Regions from separate parts of the Mus musculus genome. Here all the other regions are linked to region 1. The links are chromatin loops, found by intact Hi-C in ENCODE. Cell type or tissue: left cerebral cortex. All regions are shown on one strand. Each heading gives the region's core, and the rest is flanking DNA. Links, peaks and the distances in the headings are about the cores only.

Region 1 (5,321 bases), core at 235-5,234:
TTTCTTAAGAGCAGGATTCTTCTTACTGAAAAGGACAGGGCTTTTTCATACTCAACAAAAAGATAGAAGTTTTTTCTTTCTCTGAGCAATAAAGGTTGAAGCTTATTTTTTGTCCAGAATAAGAGTTCTTTCTGCACTGGTGCTTGCTCAACGAAATCTGTTGATGGGGGCTTTTGTTCCATCCACCAAGTGTCTGTGTGTGTGTGTGTGTGTGTGTGTGTGTGTGTGTGTGTGTGTGTGTATGTATGTATGTATGTATGTATGTATGTATGTATGTGTTCATGTATGTAAGTATGCACAAATACTTGTGGAGTTGATGAGATAGGTGGTTGGGCCCAACATGTCTGTGTGTATGGATAAAGGTGTGTGTTTCTGTGCATAATACCTGTGTAAGTTTTTCTTACTGCAAGTATGACTTTCTTTTCCTGGCTCACTAAAAATTAATTGCTCCAAGCCTCCCTCTTACCTAGCCAGTAAGAGTCGAGGCCATAAAGAAAAGAACTCTAACAATTAATCTTTACTTAATTATCTGCTGCTGCCAGCAGGACCTAATTACCAAAGGTATATCTGTATGTCTGCCTATATGGATGTACACTTAAGAGTGAGAAGAGTTTAGAGTTTCTTGCTGGGCAGTCTTGTCGGCTCCAGATATTTAAGTTTTATTCTATCAGTCATATTGACCCTGTAAGTTGCCTGATGCTATCACTGGGCCCATCTGCTATCAGCATGATCCCAATGCCAGATACTTCCCTCCAGCAGCTGCATTCCAGAGAGAGAGAGAAATGAGGCTCCCAGCAACCAGAGGACCCCTATGATAAGCACACTTAGCCAAGTGGCTGGGTACAAAATCAACTAAAAATAATCAGTTGCCCTCCTTTATACAAACAGGATACGGGTTGAAAAGGTAATTAGGGAAACAACACCCTTTACAATAGACAGAAATAGTATAAAATATCTTTGTATAACTTCAACCAAGCAAGTAAAAGACATGTATGACAAGAACTTCAAGTCTCTGAAGAAAGAAACTAAAGAAGATATCAGAAGATGGAAAGATCTCCCATGCTTGTGGATCAGTAGGTAGGATTAACAGTAAAAATGGCCATCTTACCAAAAGCAATCTACAGATTCCATGTAATTCCCACCAAAATTCCAACACAATTCTTTACAGACCTTGAAGAAATAAGTCTAAACTTCATATGGAAAATCAAAAAACAAAACAAAACAAAAAAACCCTAAATAACCCAATTTAAAATGGGGTTCAGAGCTAAACAGAGAATTCTCAACAGAGGAATCTTGAATGGCCAAGAAGCATTTAAAGAAATGTTCAACATTCTTAGTTATTAGGGAAGTGCATATCAAAACATCTGAGATTCCACCTTATACCCATCAGAATGGCTAAGATCAAAAACTCAAATGACAGCACATATTAGCAGGACGTGGAGCAAAGTGAACACTCCTCCATTGCTGGTGGGAGTGAACACTGGCAGTTTCTCAGAAAATTGGGAATAGTTCTACCTCAAGACCCAGCTATACCACTTCTGGGCAAATACCCAAAGGATGCTCCACCATACTTCAAGGACACTTGCTCAACTATGTTCATAGTAGTTTTATTTCTAACAGCCAGAAACTTGAAACAACCCAGATATCCCTCAACCAAAGAATGGATAATGAAAATGTAGGTCATTTACACAATACTACTCAGCTATTAAAAACAAGAACATCATGAAATTTGCAGGCAAATGGATGGAACTAGAAAATATCATCCTGAGTGAGGTAATCCAAAAGGACATGCAAGGTATATACTTACTCAGTTATAAGTGGATATTAGTCACAAAGCACAGGATAACCACACTATAATCCACAGACCCAAGAAACCAAATATCAAGGAGGGTACAAAGAAGAATGCTTGAATCTCACTCAGAAGTGGAAATAAAATAGATATTGGAGGTAGATGGAGGGAGGGAACTAGGTGGGAGAGATGAATGGGGCAGAGGAATCATGTGTAGGGACAGCAGGGCTCGAGGGAATGGAAACTGGTGGCGGATGGGTGGGGTGTCATCTCTAAGATGTGCCAGAGATCGGAGATGGGGAAGGCTCCAGGGAGTCTATGGGGTAACTCTAGCTGAGACGGCTCTCAGTGAGGGATATGGAGCCTGAAGTGGCCACCTCCTGTAGCAAGGCAGGACTTCCAGTGGAGGGTTAAGGACACCAACTCAACTAGAAAATCTTCTACCCAAAATGTGTCCTGCCTACAAGATATACAGGAAAAAAGATGGAGCAGAGACTGAGGGAATGACTGGCCCAACTTGAGACCTATCCCATGAGCAGCAAACAATCCTTGACACTATTAATGATACTCAGATATGCTTGCAGACAGGAGCCTAGCATAATTGTCCTCTGAGATACTTCACCCAGAAGCTGATGGAAACAGACACACAGCCAAACATTAGATGGAGCTTGGGGGGTCTTGTGGAAGAGTTGGGGGAAGGATTGAGGGACCTAAAATGGATAGGAGCTCCACAAGAAGATCAACAGAGTCAACTAACCTGGACTCTTGGGGGTTCCCAGAGACTGAACCACCAGTCAAAGAGCAATCATAGGCTGGACCTAGATACCCCCCTCCATACATTACAGATGTGCAGCTTGGTCTTCATAACAGGTCTCCAACAACTGGAATGGGGGTTGTCCCTGACTATTGCCTGCCTGTGGATCCCATTAACCTAACTGGTCCACCTTGTCTGGCCTTAGTGGAAGAGGATGCACCGAGTCCTGCAGTGACTTGATGTGCCAGGATAGGTTGGTACCAGGGGGAGAGGCATGGACTCCCCCTTCTCAGAGGGGGAGAGGGGAGTATGGGGGCGGAGAGGCTGTTGTGGGGGCTGTAATAGTGATGTAAAGTGAATAAATAATTTAAAAAAGAAAGATCTTTTTAGGACTTGGATAAGAACTTAGATAAGGAGAGGCCTGAAAAAAAAAAAATCCATGCTAAGTTACAAGCAATAGAACAAAAATTAGACAACTCTTCAGATGAATCAATCTGAAGCCTATGGTGCCACCTTTTGACAAGACTGCAAAATGGCAGCCCAAGCCCATTTGACAAGCTATAATGATCCTTCCAGCTAAAATAAGACAATTAGCTCCAGATGAGAAATCTACAAGGGCTTAAGAAATTTGCACGGAAGATCATAGTCTTACAGAGTCTTAAAAAGATTTAAAGAAGTAGTAACACCCTATGCTTTACATTTACCCTATGTAAGACAGATACTTAATAATTGGGCCACACAAAATTGTATAATTCCAAAAGACTGTAGAGAGCTGATGTCAGACATCTTAGAATCTGACCCTCAACTACAATGGCTGACATGGTAGAAAGATGAGGCTTCAGTTATGGAGCAACAAAACCCAGACAGAGGCATCAATATTGTCAAGGATCAGTTGCTAGGTAAAGGTCAATATTCTGAATTAAAAGTACAGATTATGACCTTGGGCGTGGAGTCGGAGGACACCCCCAAAGTCCCTAGAGGACTCTCCACGTGATCTTAGGACCACCGGTGAGTGGAACACAACTTCTGTTCCATTCCAATCGCGCGCGGGACCTGAGACAGCATTAGGGAAGCAGAAAACCTGACCTGACCAGGGTCACAAGTCCCTTCTGGTTAGTGCCAGCACCTGGTCACCTTGGGTGCGGAGTTGGTGGACACCCCCAAGGTCCCTAGAGGACAGCTTCTGAGGCAGACCCCATTTCAGGCTCCAGACATCTGGGCATCTTTCCTGCCAGAGGAGAGGTGTCTGCCCTGCCCTGGGAGGGCTTTGCTGGAGCACCTCGGGGAGCCATCTTGGTTTCCAGATCCCTCTGAGACTAGTCTGCGCAGATGAGAGTGTGGAATACAGAAGCTAACAGCTTCTGGGACAAGCCAAAGTGAGACAGCTTCTGGGACAGGCCCTGTTTCAGGCCTTCATCTTATCTTCTACCAGGAGGCAGGTCCTAAACCAGATATCTGTGCACCTTCCCTGCAAGAGGAGAGCTTGCCTGCAGAGAGTGCTCTGACCACTGAAACTCAGGAGAGATCTAGTCTCCCAGGTCTGCCGATAGAGGCTAACAGAATCATGGGAGGAACGAGCTCTAACCAGAGACAACTATAACAACTAACTCCAGAGATTACCAGATGGTGAAAGGCAAACGTAAGAATCTTACTAACAGAAACCATGACCACTCACCATCATCAGAATGCAGCACTCCCAACTCACCCAGTCCTGGGCACCCCAACACACCCAAAAAGCTAGACCCGGATTTAAAAGCATATCTCATGATGATGGTAGAGGACATCAAGGAGGACTTTAATAACTCACTTAAAGAAATACAGGAGAACACTGCTAAAGAGTTACAAGTCTTTAGAAAAACAGGAAAACACAACCAAACAGGTAGAAGTTCTTAAAGAAAAACAGGAAAACACATCCAAACAGGTGATGAAAATGAACAAAACCATACTAGACCTAAAAGGGAAGTAGACACAATAAAGAAAACCCAAAGTGAGGCAACTCTGGAGATAGAAACCCTAGGAAAGAAATCTGGAACCATAGATGTGAGCGTCAGCAACAGAATACAAGAGATGGAAGGGAGAATCTCAGGTGCAGAAGATTACATAGAGAACATGGGCACAACAATCAAAGAAAATGCAAAGAGATCCTAACTCAAAACATCCAGGAAATCCAGGACACAATGAGAAGACCAAACCTACAGATAATAGGAGTAGATGAGAATGAAGATTTTCAACTTAAAGGGCCAGCAAATATCTTCAACAAAATTATAGAAGAAAACTTCCCAAAAACCTAAAGAAAGAGATGCCCATGGACATACAAGAAGCCTACAGAACTCCAAATAGACTGGACCAGAAAATAAATTCCTCCCGACACATAATAATCAGAACAACAAATGCACTAAATAAAGATGGAATATTAAAAACAGTAAGGGGAAAAGGTCAAGCAACATATAAAGGCAGGCATATCAGAATTACACCAGACTTTTCACCAGAGACTATGAAAGCCAGAAGATCCTGGACAGATGTTATATAGACACTAAGAGAACACAAATGCCAGCCCAGGCTACTATACCCAGCCAAACTTTCAATTACCATAGATGGAGAAACCAAAGTATTCCACGACAAAACCAAATTCACACATTATCTTTCCACGAATCCAGCCCTTCAAAGGATAACAACAGAAAAAGAAACAATACAAGGACAGAAACCACGCCATAGAAAAAGCTAGAAAGTAATCCTTCAACAAACCTAAAAGAAGACAGCCACAAGAACAGAATGCCA
Region 2 (5,321 bases), core at 255-5,254, 220 kb before region 1:
GAACACTGTATACATAATCAATCAATCAATCAATCAATCAATCAATCAATCTTTTAAAGAAAGAAAAGGAAGGAAGGAAGGAAGGAAGGAAGGAAGGAAGGAAGGAAGGAAGGAAGGAAGGAAAGGTGTCAGCTGAGCCTGATGATGCAATGTCAATGCTTGAGAGGTGGAGGCAGGATGGTCAGAAGTTCAAGGCCCTCCTCAGCTGTACACTGAGGCAGGCTGAGGTTCAGAGTAGCTTTCCACATCCTACAACGCTCTGCTGAGAGTCCAAGGTGTTTAAGCTAGAATCCAGTCTTCCAGGCTACTACCAGAGTACATTCGCCAAAGTAGGAGAATAAACATTTTATTTAACAGTTAGTCATTAGCTTGCCTTAGGACTTTAAATATATAGGTGTACAGCAAGAGGCCTCTATTTGTTCTCTTCTGCGCCCTGCTACCATCAGGGCTGGGCTTGCATCAGCCGTACTCACTGGGAGCCCCAAGCTCCAGAACGCATGCGTAGAACCCCTGCCCCAGGGCACAGTGCCAGGCACATGAGGACCCACAATAAATATGGACTGCATGAAACCAAGGGAGAAGCCTGTGGGAAAGGCTGGCATAGTCTGAATGCTCAATAAATATTAGCTATTATTGTTTGTTGAGTCAGTGGGGGTGGGTGGAGCTGGGGGCTCAGATCCATAGATTGAGGTGCACGAGGGAGGAAGCGGGCAGTTGACACAGGTTCAACTGTTTGCCTAAGGCTGTGACCTCCCGGACAGGCCTCTGCATGGCAAGTGGGTACCAGGTAGGCATCCAGCCAGCCAGGATGTAGACAGTGGTTGGGGGCTTTAGGTAGGCACCCAGCCAGGGTGTAGACAGCAGCTGGAGGCTTCTATTCATGCTGCCCCCCCAAACAGCTGTGGTAGGTTCCCTGCTGCCTTCGGGGGGCCCCCAACCTCTAACCTACACGAAGTGCTCCAGCATTTACTCTGGTCTACCTACAGGCTGTGCTGCAGTGGGGCAGGGGCGTGACTCCCTCTTCTAGAAGCTGGGCTTGCTGTGGGGATAGCCTTTGCAGGGAATCAGATCACCTATGGACCCCTGAAGTACTGTGACTTCTGCAAGCCCCAGATTGCCAGGTTTGGTATGTGGTTAGTATGAAGAACGTCTGTAGAGAGCGGGTGTGGCCCAAGGAGAGAGGGAAGCATCGGAAAAGTTCTCAGGAGGCCTGCATCAGGGTGGCACTGGAGCAGAAGGCTGAGGGAGGCAGTCAGTGGCCTGGGCTGGCAGCCAGGGTCAGTCCTCCCCTGGCAGCAGAGACAATGTCAGTAGCTGCTTCATGACCTCTTGCGTAGCATGGGGCCTACAGGGTCTCCACCAAGGCCTGGACAGGTACAGGCTTAAGGAAACCAGAACGCCCTCACCAAAATCCCCTCTCCCAGCTGTGGGTGGGTGGTGGTGGTGGAACTAGAAAGACATTCATTTCCCTCCACCAGGCACGTTCTCACATCCACACAATAGGCGGCGCTGTAATTAGGGAAATGGCCCTAATGGGGACGCGAGAGGGAGAAATCACATTTCATGAACTGCCCACCAGGGGTCACTGTACCCTCTGAATGGAAGGGCGTTGAAGTCACAGTGCAGCGGGGGTGGGAAGCGGAGAGCCTCAGAGGAGGTCCAGCCTCACGGCCTCCAGCTAACCCACGGTCCACAGTCAGTGCGGTGGGAAGATGTCCGCGCACTGATGTAGGATGAGCTCCACCACCTGGTTCTGGAACACCATGGTCATGGGCATGCTGGCCTCCTCCATCTCTGGCCGCAGCAGCGTGGGTCCGAACACTATGGCCACATTCTGCACAGTCATACGGTTCTGCTCGCCATGCTCGATGACCCTGCAGTGGGATTGGTGGGATTAAGAGGTTAGAGATTGGGGAGTCTCTCAACATGGGCTCCAGCCACGACTAGCCCTCCTCTTTTGCCCCAGGAAATACGGCTCGCTCACCGGCAGAGATGCTGGATGAGCAGTCGGAGCGTGTCCTGGTTGGGAGCTGGCAGCGTGCGCACCAGGTCACGCACGCAGCGGCTGCGCTGGGCTGGGTCCTGCAGCTCTGAGTGAAAGAAGGGACCAGAGATGGTCTGCTGGCTGTAACGAAAGCGGGCCAGCCTCCCCATCCCTCCTTTTCCCAAGCCACTCACTAATGGCTGCTATGAACTGGTGGAAGTGCGAGAAGGGGAAGAGAGGTTCCGGCAGCTCTCGGAAGAAGAGCTTCAGGGCACCCGTGATCACGTGGACGTCTTCCCAGCGCCCGTCGTCCAAGTCCAAGCGTTCATCTGCCGCAGGGAAGGGCCCAGGGGATTGAGAGGCAGTCAGCACCCCCACATTCCTCCAGGCCCCAGGGCAGGGACTGGAAAAAGGCCTCACCGTGATCCACCTTATAGCGCAGCTTCTGGATGGTAGCCAGGTTCCCACTGATGCGGTACAGCCCATCAATATCCAGCCCTGCGGGAAAGGAAATGGCTGACCCTGGAAGGACTGGGGCACCTGACGATTTCTACTCAGGGTTTTCATACTCGGAGTTTTTCCGGCTCCTTCTTCTTGACCCTGTGCTCACCCAGGGGGGGGGGGTCTCCACCCTTAGCTCCCTAAAAGCCGGTCGTGAGGCGCTGCCTTGTCTGCGCATGCATACATACCCCGGGCCTCGACGGTGCGGATGCATTGCTGCACGAAGCGTGGCACAGGGCTCCTCTCGCGCTCACACAGTTGAGCCAGCGCGCATCCAAACACCTGGTCTGGGGGAGAGGTTGGTCAGCGCTGCCCTGCCCCGCGCCACCTGAGCCCGGATCCCGGCGAACTGCAGGTACCTTTGATGTAGCCCTTGTCCCGCAAAGACTGCAGAGTGGGTCGTCTCTGTAGGAATTTACGGAGCTTGTGCCGGACTCTGCTCAAGTCGCTTTCCAGGCCTCCGGGGCTGAGCGAGGGTGAGGCTGTCACAGACCGAACTCAGTCAGCAGGTGGCAGTAATGGCCCTAGACTCTAACCAGGGCATCACTTCCCGTCCCCCAGCGGGGGAGTCTTCTGGTCGCCTTCCCACCTGATCCCATCGCACACCTGCGTTCTGCCGTACATCCTCCTCCCGCCAGCTTCCGAGGCGCTCACTGGACCCGAAATCAGCACTGCTGGGCTCACCTTCCTCCCCTTGGAGCAGGTCTGCAGACTGGCAATCAGACAACCTCAGAGAAGCAAGGCCTGGGGCGGACTGGGGCCTCTCCCGACCAGCTCTGGCCTCGAGACGCCCCAGGAAGAGCTTGTTTTTCTCTTGTCAGTTTACTGTCCCAGCAATCAGACCTTCCACCTTCCCTGACTGCACAGTCCTCCAGGAGCTGCAAGGTTATCTATCCTCTCCCATTCTTACCCTGGCCACCTCTAGCCTCCTCTCAGTTCCTCAACTGTCTCCATCCCATTAGACTGGCTGCCACTATGAACTTACAATTCATATTGTAAGGCCAAGACCTCTGTTGATCATGCCAACAGTGCCTCCTGTCTCTGGATTCCTACAACCGAAATCTGTACCCAGTGCTAACCCATATGGAATTAAGAGACAGATATTATCAGGCCATTGTCATATAAGTAGCTGTTGATTTTGTCAGAGCCCTGGATCAAATTCAGGACCATTTGCATGCCAGGCAACCCCTCTGTCACACTCTGTCACTGAGCTATCCCCACAACCCATAATTGGCACTACTGGGGCTGTGGCTCCAGGGCAAAGCACTTGTCTAGAAGACATAAGGCCCTTGGATTCAATCTGTTAATGCTTTATCTTCTAGTTGTAGCCGTCATTCCTGTCTGGTTCCTAAGACCCAATTCCTGAGTCTGGTTCCCTCCCTCCCTCAAAATGACATGTCTCTTCAGGTTGTTCCTGTCCCCTCCTGTAGAGTCTTGCAAAACCAGCCCCAGAGCTGGTGTCATGAGGTTCTCTGTGCATAGCTGAGGAGCCTGCATAAAAAGCCCAAGTCCCTCCCTATCAGCCCCGGAGGTTCCCCGCTCTGCCTACCAGCTCTGAGATGCCTTCGGCAATGGCTTTGTGCCAGGTGCTGATGATGGCTTCGGAGTCGTGCTGGATCAGGTACTCCGAGCCATCTCGGCTTCGAAGCTGGAGGGACAAGTAGTCACACAAATCAGTTTAGTTCCCTATTCCTTCATCTACCTTGGGAGTAGGCTTAGAGAGAGAGAGAGAGAGAGAGAGAGAGAGAGAGAGAGAGAGTGTGTGTGTGTGTGTGTGTACTGAGAGGGAGGTGACAGGTCCCTGCCCTAAGCAACTCAGAGCCTAATAGAGCAAAGGCCACAGCCAGGCCTAATTCTTTCTCTTTGTTTAATGCTGTGGGTAACAGGTCCAGTACATTTGAATCACTTTTATGGGCATACAGCTCATAGTTATAGAGCTCATTGCTGCCCGCCACAGAACACAACACCCCCCCCCCCCAGGTCCCAAGCAAATGATAGAAAATTCCTATGGAAGATCCTTGCTGCTGGAAGAGCAATGGGGAAAACTACAGGGCGGAGCAGAAACAGATGCTCGATGATCCCAAACACCCGGAGGCTATGGAGTTTCGCCAGCTGCAAAGCCTGGCTTTAGAAGTCTACATCAGTCTTGCCCTTTGGTCCAGAGAGAGGCAGACAGCAGAATCTGGCTCACACAGTGGGGAACAACTTCTAGACTCAGAGAAAACTGTCCTTTGGTTCTTCTCTTTTTAAAATTATAACTAAGAGGCAGCAGAGATGGCTCAGCCAGCAGTGAAGAGAGCTTGTTGCTCTTGCAGAAGATCTGGGTTTGGTTCCTAGCACCCACCAGGTGGCTGACAACCATTCAGTTCCAGGGAACCCAATATCCCTCCCTTTCTGACTTCTGTGGGGTACCAGGCACACATGTGATGTGCGAGCGTGTGCGTGTGCGTGCACACACACATATGTATACATGAAGGCAAAAGATTCACATATATAGAATAAATAAATCTAGAACCAACTAAAGCTTGGAGAACGGTAAAAACAGGACACCAGGGCTTCCGGCAGCCAGGCTTCTGCACTTCTCCCTAATACGCTATCTGAAGCAGTCCTAAGGTCCCAGCTCAGTTTCCGTGGGGCTCTTTAGAAGGACACTTGTCCCACTAGACCCCAGGTTCATAGAAACACATTAGAAAGCTCTTTAAGAACCAAGGATCAGGAAACAGCTTAGATTCCCCGGAACTGAGAGAGGATCCTCTCCCCCACGGTAAAGATCTGTCTGTGTAACTGATGGCTGTCCCTTTTCTCTTTTGCTGCCTGGAGAACCTAACTTTCTCTC
Region 3 (5,321 bases), core at 255-5,254, 140 kb before region 1:
TTGTTTGTTCCTTAACTACTCTGTTTATGCCTTAGGATTGACCGAATTCTTTGTATGTACCTAGAATGATGTAAAAGCAGAAAAATAAGCCTGCTTCAGAGTCAGTGCTGGCTAGGGTCATGTTATAGTGTTGTCTAATTGTCTTTTTCTTTTCAATCCTCACTCCCTCTCTTGAGACTCTATTTGGCTGACTCAGTTGGCTTGGTCAGAGATATATCCCCAACACCTACAACTTAAAAAAAATTAATGTCTTCAAGGGGCTAGAGAGAAAAGACTTGGGTTCAGTTCCCGAACACATTATTTCTCCCCCCACGCCTCCCCACACTGTGTGTGTGTGTGTGTGTGTGTGTGTGTGTGTGTGTGTGTATGCTTTTACACTTGGAGATCAGAAAACCACCTGAGGGAGGCTAAGAGTGTGTACCGTTCTTGCAGAAGGCCTGAGTTCAGTCCCTTCTACCCCTGTTGGGTGGCTCACAGCTACCCATGACTCCAGGCTGGCAGCATGGTGATGTTCACCTGTAATCTTAGCACTCGAGAGGCAGAGGCAGGTGGACCTCTGAGACTCCAGGCCAGGCAGGACTACACGGTGAGAGTGAAAACACAGGGGAGGCGTCCTGCATTGCACCCTTCTGGGCTCTCTTTGTGAAGACAGCTGCCATCCCCAGTGTTCTCTGTGTCCTTCCAGAAAGGCCCTATAGAAACATGATCTGTTAGAGCTGACGAAGTGAGCCTGGCATGGTGACATTCACCTGTAATCCTAGCCAGCCTGGTTTACTTAGTGTGTTCTATAGCAAGACTATGTTTAAAACAAGCAACAATAAAAATGGAGTAGATGCATGCTGAGGAAGTGGCCTTGAACCGTGGACCTTTAATCAGCTACATGTGGGTACTTAACACTTTAAACATGGCTTGTGTGATGTTAAGGGCTAACTCTTACACGTTATTTCATTTGCACTTATTAAATAGCTGTTTAATTTACATAGTGATAGGTGAGCAGTGACCAGTATTGGACCTTCTTTTCTCTACACAAAACACAATGCTTAGCATCACATTGTACTGGGATAGCCTCGCTACTCAACCCCTACTTAAGAAGATTTTTTTTTCTAGTCTCTCCCTCATTTTAAAAACTCACTACAGAGTCAACAAAGACTATGAGAAGAATGTTCCTAAAATACAAGAATAGACTGCAGACCTGCCTTCAGTCATTAGAATTCTCCTTAAGGAAGCCCCACCTACCTGGAGCAGTGGGAGCTGACCAATCCAGCTGTTCCTGTGTTTGAACTTGAATGACCTCCAAACGCCCACATGATAGTGGTTTGGTCCTTAGCCTGACGCTGTGGAGAGTTTATAGAAATGTTAAGAAATTGAACTTAGAAAGAGGTCTTTCAGTCACTAGGAATTGAGCCTCAGAGGAGACAATAGGACCACACCTCTTCTTCCTTCTTTTATACCCAGCTGTGAATATGTTTCTTCCAAGTGTGTGTGTGTGTGTGTGTGTGTGTGCAGGGTGTCACCATGTTGTACTGTCCCGCTGCAGGCCCACTCAGTGATGACTGATCCATCCAAAATCGCATGCCAAAGCAAACCTTTCCTCCTAAACAAACAAACACTACAAAAGGCCTGGAGCCCAGGGGCCATCAGTTTTTATGACAAGATATAAAGTCATCCACATATGTTATAATCAAGGCATCCTATGGCACACTGACCATCCCTTTCCTCTATCATCCTAACCTGAGATGACTCCATGCTGTGGGGACTGGGGAGTAACTGTCATGAGTCACCAACTGTCCTAGGGTACCCTCTGCATGCATGAGGCCTGGGCCCACTTCAGGGTTCATCACAGTCCTCCTTCAGTGGTTCCCCTAGGAAGGCAGCAGTTGCAGCAGGACAGCTGTCACGAGCCTTGCCTTTGCCTGGTAGTTACCCCAAGGAGCCTGGGAGGGAGTGGTCAGTGCTGATGGGCAAGCTCAGGACCTGGAGTTCTCAAGTGGGTCACTGAGTGGATTCACACCTTTAGACAGCTTTCCTAGCAGGACATTTTAGGTGATGCGAATCTTTTTGGTGGTGTTAGGGGTGCGGGGGGTGGTTCAGGAGTGGTGAGCTCTTGTCTCATTAGGTAGCCCAAGATGGCCTGGAACTCCTGAATGTGAGGATTGGGACACTATCTTCAGAATTCTCTGTGGGAGGCAATAGATTCAGGATTTGGTGGCAGAGACCCCTGGGTGCAGATCTCAGCTTCAAAGGGCACAGTCTCTATAGTTCGTGGATCATGCGATGCCTTGGTAAGCCAGTCTGTGTTCTACAAGTCACTTGTGGAGGGTGAAGGAAAAAGACTGAAACTGAAACATACTCGGGAATATTCCCAAGTCATTCATGAGGCATGGCTCAGTTCTAAGCACTTCAGGAAGGGTGTGGTTGAAGAGGAAGGAGTTATGGTTCTTGTCCCATCAGGGTTTCTGACACCAAAGAGAACTGAGTCCAGAGGCCACTTCCTGTCGCTATGGTGAACACTAGAAGAATGAGCTCAGGTTTATGCAGCCTCCAAACCAGGGCTCCTCATACCCTGGCAGAGTACCAGGTCTCAGTCTCCAGCACCTCCCAGCATCCAGTCTCATTGTGGCTGCACTGCCCTTTCCTGTCCCCCGGCACCGGGCTTCCCCTAGTGGCTTGCCTTGGCCTGTGGCATGAAATACTAAGCCTGTGCTTGCGGAGACTTCCTAAGGTTGTGCTGGCCTCTGCTTTCGCAGAAGAGCTTCTCCTGGGTACCTGCTGCCTCTCCAGCCTGGGTGACAGAGTCAGCAGGATGGAACTGGGCTGCAGGGGCTCAGAAACCAGCCAGCAGTACGTGTCCATCGCTAGCATAGTCGGCTGAGGACCCGTGAGGATTCTTGTCCTAACCCTTAAGTTTGAAGACGGTGTATTTCACTACACCATTGTGGCAATAGCTGACCTTTTATTAGGTTGTAAGTTCACGCTGAAAGGAGGAAGCAGCACCACAGTGTGTTACGAGAGAAGCGTACTGAGTTCTTACTGAGTACTCTGTTTGAGTCGAGGGCAGGGCACCCAGATGGTTCATTTGTTCAGTGGATAAAGGTGCTTGCTGCTGCCGATGCAAACCCGAGTTTGGTTATCATGAGTCCACGTAAAGGTTGAAGGATACAACCGACACCAGGAACTTCTGCACGCTGTCTAACCCGCACATACAATGATGAAAAGAAGTCTGGGATGTAGCTCAGTTGGCAGAGTGGTTGTCCAGCTCATGAACCTTTGAGATCCATCCCAGCACGGAAGCAGGATGGCACAGTCCTATAATCCCAGCACTCAGAAGGTGATAACTGTAGGGTCCTAATGTTAAAGTCTTTCTTAGACACAGGTAGTAGAGCAGCAGCCTGGGCTACGTGAGACCCAGACTCAAAACAGACCGACAAAACCAAAATTATCCTGGGCTGGAGAGATGGCTCAGCAGTTAAGAGCACTGTACTGCTCTTCTGAAGATCCTGAGTTCAAATCCCAAACCAGTTCAAACCACATGGTAGCTCACAACCATCTGTAATGAGATCTGACACCCTCTTCTGGTGTGTCTGAAGATAGCAACAGTGTACTTACATATGCTGGAGCAAGCCAGGCCGGAGTGAGCAGAGGTCCTGAGTTCAATTTCCAGCAACCACGTGATGGCTCACAACCATCTGTACAGCTATAGTGTACTCATATACATAAAATTAAAAAAAAAAACAAAATTATCTTATAGCCGAAACACATCATTTATAAGGCTGAGGCCGAGGGATCATAGTGACTTCAAGTCCAGCCTGGGCTACAGTGTTGAGACCCTATCTCAATATGTGTGTGTGTTTTATATATATATATGTGTGTGTGTGTGTGTGTATGTGTATATATGTGTATATATGTATATATGTGTGTGTATATATATATATATATATATATATATATATATAGTGTGTGTGTGTGTGTGTATGTGTGTATACATATGGAACACTTCACAAATGTGTCATTCTTTTACAGGACCATGCTAAGGTATGTATAATTCCAATTTTACTATATGTGCTGCAGGCTAGTGTGTGTGTGTGTGTGTGTGTGTGTGTGTATGTGTGTATACATATGGAACACTTCACAAATGTGTCATTCTTTTACAGGACCATGCTAAGGTATGTATAATTCCAATTTTACTATATGTGCTGCAGGCTAGTGTGTGTGTGTGTGTGTGTGTGTGTGTGTATGTGTGTATACATATGGAACACTTCACAAATGTGTCATTCTTTTACAGGACCATGCTAAGGTATGTATAATTCCAATTTTACTATATGTGCTGCAGGCTAGTGTGTGTGTGTGTGTGTGTGTGTGTGTGTGTGTGTGTGTGTAGTGGTGAAAGGGAAGGTACTACCATGTGTGTAATTTGTAGGTGTTGGTTTTCTCCTTCTACTGTTTAGGCACTGAGCTCCCTGGCTGAGCTAGCTGTCCCACTGACTGCTGTCCTCTGACTGCTGTCCTCTGTCTCCCTAGGGATACTGCAGTCTGAAGCTTTCTTAGCAGCCCCAAGTCCGAGTCTCAGGTTCCTCCAGCCGCAGAAGCCCAAACTTTCCATAGTGTGGCGCCAAACCCTCCTTCAACGTCACCATCCTCAGAAAGCCTCTTTATCCTCTTTCCACTTCTGCTGTAGGCTTCAAGTCCATGTCATCACTCCCTCTCCCTACACACACACCTCAGGGGTTGGGGACTAGGGACAGAATGCAGGGGCTCATATGTTAGGATGCTAGGTACAACTCCCCGTCCGTCCTTCACCGTCCCTTTCCTATTTTGAATGGGTGTGTTCCCCTCTTACCTCTCTTCCAGAACGCAAGATGACAGCTCACCATCCCACCAAGGCTTCGGAAGCCAGAGCTTGTGGGGCCTGGCAAGAGGCTCTGGGCTACAGGTGGGCACTCCATCTGGGCAATGCTATCTGTGTTGGGAAGCCCAAAGGTAAGAACCCAGCCTGCCTCTCAGACTTAACTAGACACCAATCTTCCTTTAGGGCTCCACCTGGGTCCTCCCCATTCCTCTCCCTGGTGACTCCCAGCCTGAAAGAAGCCAGAGGACTTTGTCATCTGTCTACCCTGTGGTACCTTAGTCCTTTAAATGAGTGTATAAAGCTTGCTAAATCTCTTTGTCTTGGAGATTGACTTGGGGATGGGGGAGGGGCACATAAGGATGGAAAGGGGAGGTGTTGGGGACCAACTGCTTAAATAAGTAGCCCAGTGCTGTTCAAGGATAGAGGTGCACAGATGGTATTTGAAGAAGTGACATTTCTTTATAATACCTTTTTT

What was found. A loop is a pair of places that touch in the nucleus more often than their neighbours do. Peaks named below come from ENCODE experiments on the same cell type or tissue, not always from the same donor. Only the 100,000 strongest peaks of a DNase experiment are listed, where the experiment ranks them.
Region 2: a loop joins it to region 1, with 11 times the contacts of the local background. A loop is called at or near these places in 19 of 42 quality-filtered maps.
Region 3: a loop joins it to region 1, with 8 times the contacts of the local background. A loop is called at or near these places in 8 of 42 quality-filtered maps.

What each region holds. Positions count from the first base shown.
Region 1 is chr11:103,553,188-103,558,508 of GRCm38, forward strand. The region is part of intron 7 of Gm884 (predicted gene 884); the gene reads right to left. Among named protein-coding and RNA genes, the nearest start is that of Lrrc37a, 51 kb to the left of the region's middle. In left cerebral cortex, for the core only: a CTCF peak has its summit at 3,065 (motif pointing left); a DNase peak (open chromatin) is centred at 3,064.
Region 2 is chr11:103,331,167-103,336,487 of GRCm38, forward strand. Arhgap27 (Rho GTPase activating protein 27) reads right to left here. Exons shown (of 18, transcript NM_001205236.1): 11 at 4,035-4,133; 12 at 3,092-3,197; 13 at 2,845-2,967; 14 at 2,674-2,772; 15 at 2,405-2,482; 16 at 2,179-2,313; 17 at 1,985-2,090; 18 at 318-1,874. The coding sequence ends at 1,697. Among named protein-coding and RNA genes, the nearest start is that of Arhgap27os3, 11 kb to the right of the region's middle. In left cerebral cortex, for the core only: CTCF peaks have their summits at 1,554 (motif pointing right) and 2,991 (motif pointing right); DNase peaks (open chromatin) are centred at 1,251, 1,565, 2,156, 2,213 and 1 more place; H3K4me3 peaks cover 1,215 bases; H3K27ac peaks cover 633 bases.
Region 3 is chr11:103,416,883-103,422,203 of GRCm38, forward strand. It overlaps Gm39397 (a long non-coding RNA gene), which reads left to right and starts at 4,546. Exons shown (of 2, transcript XR_880238.2): 1 at 4,546-4,930; 2 at 5,030-5,160. In left cerebral cortex, for the core only: CTCF peaks have their summits at 2,668, 3,525 (motif pointing left) and 4,621; no DNase peak of the experiment used is centred there.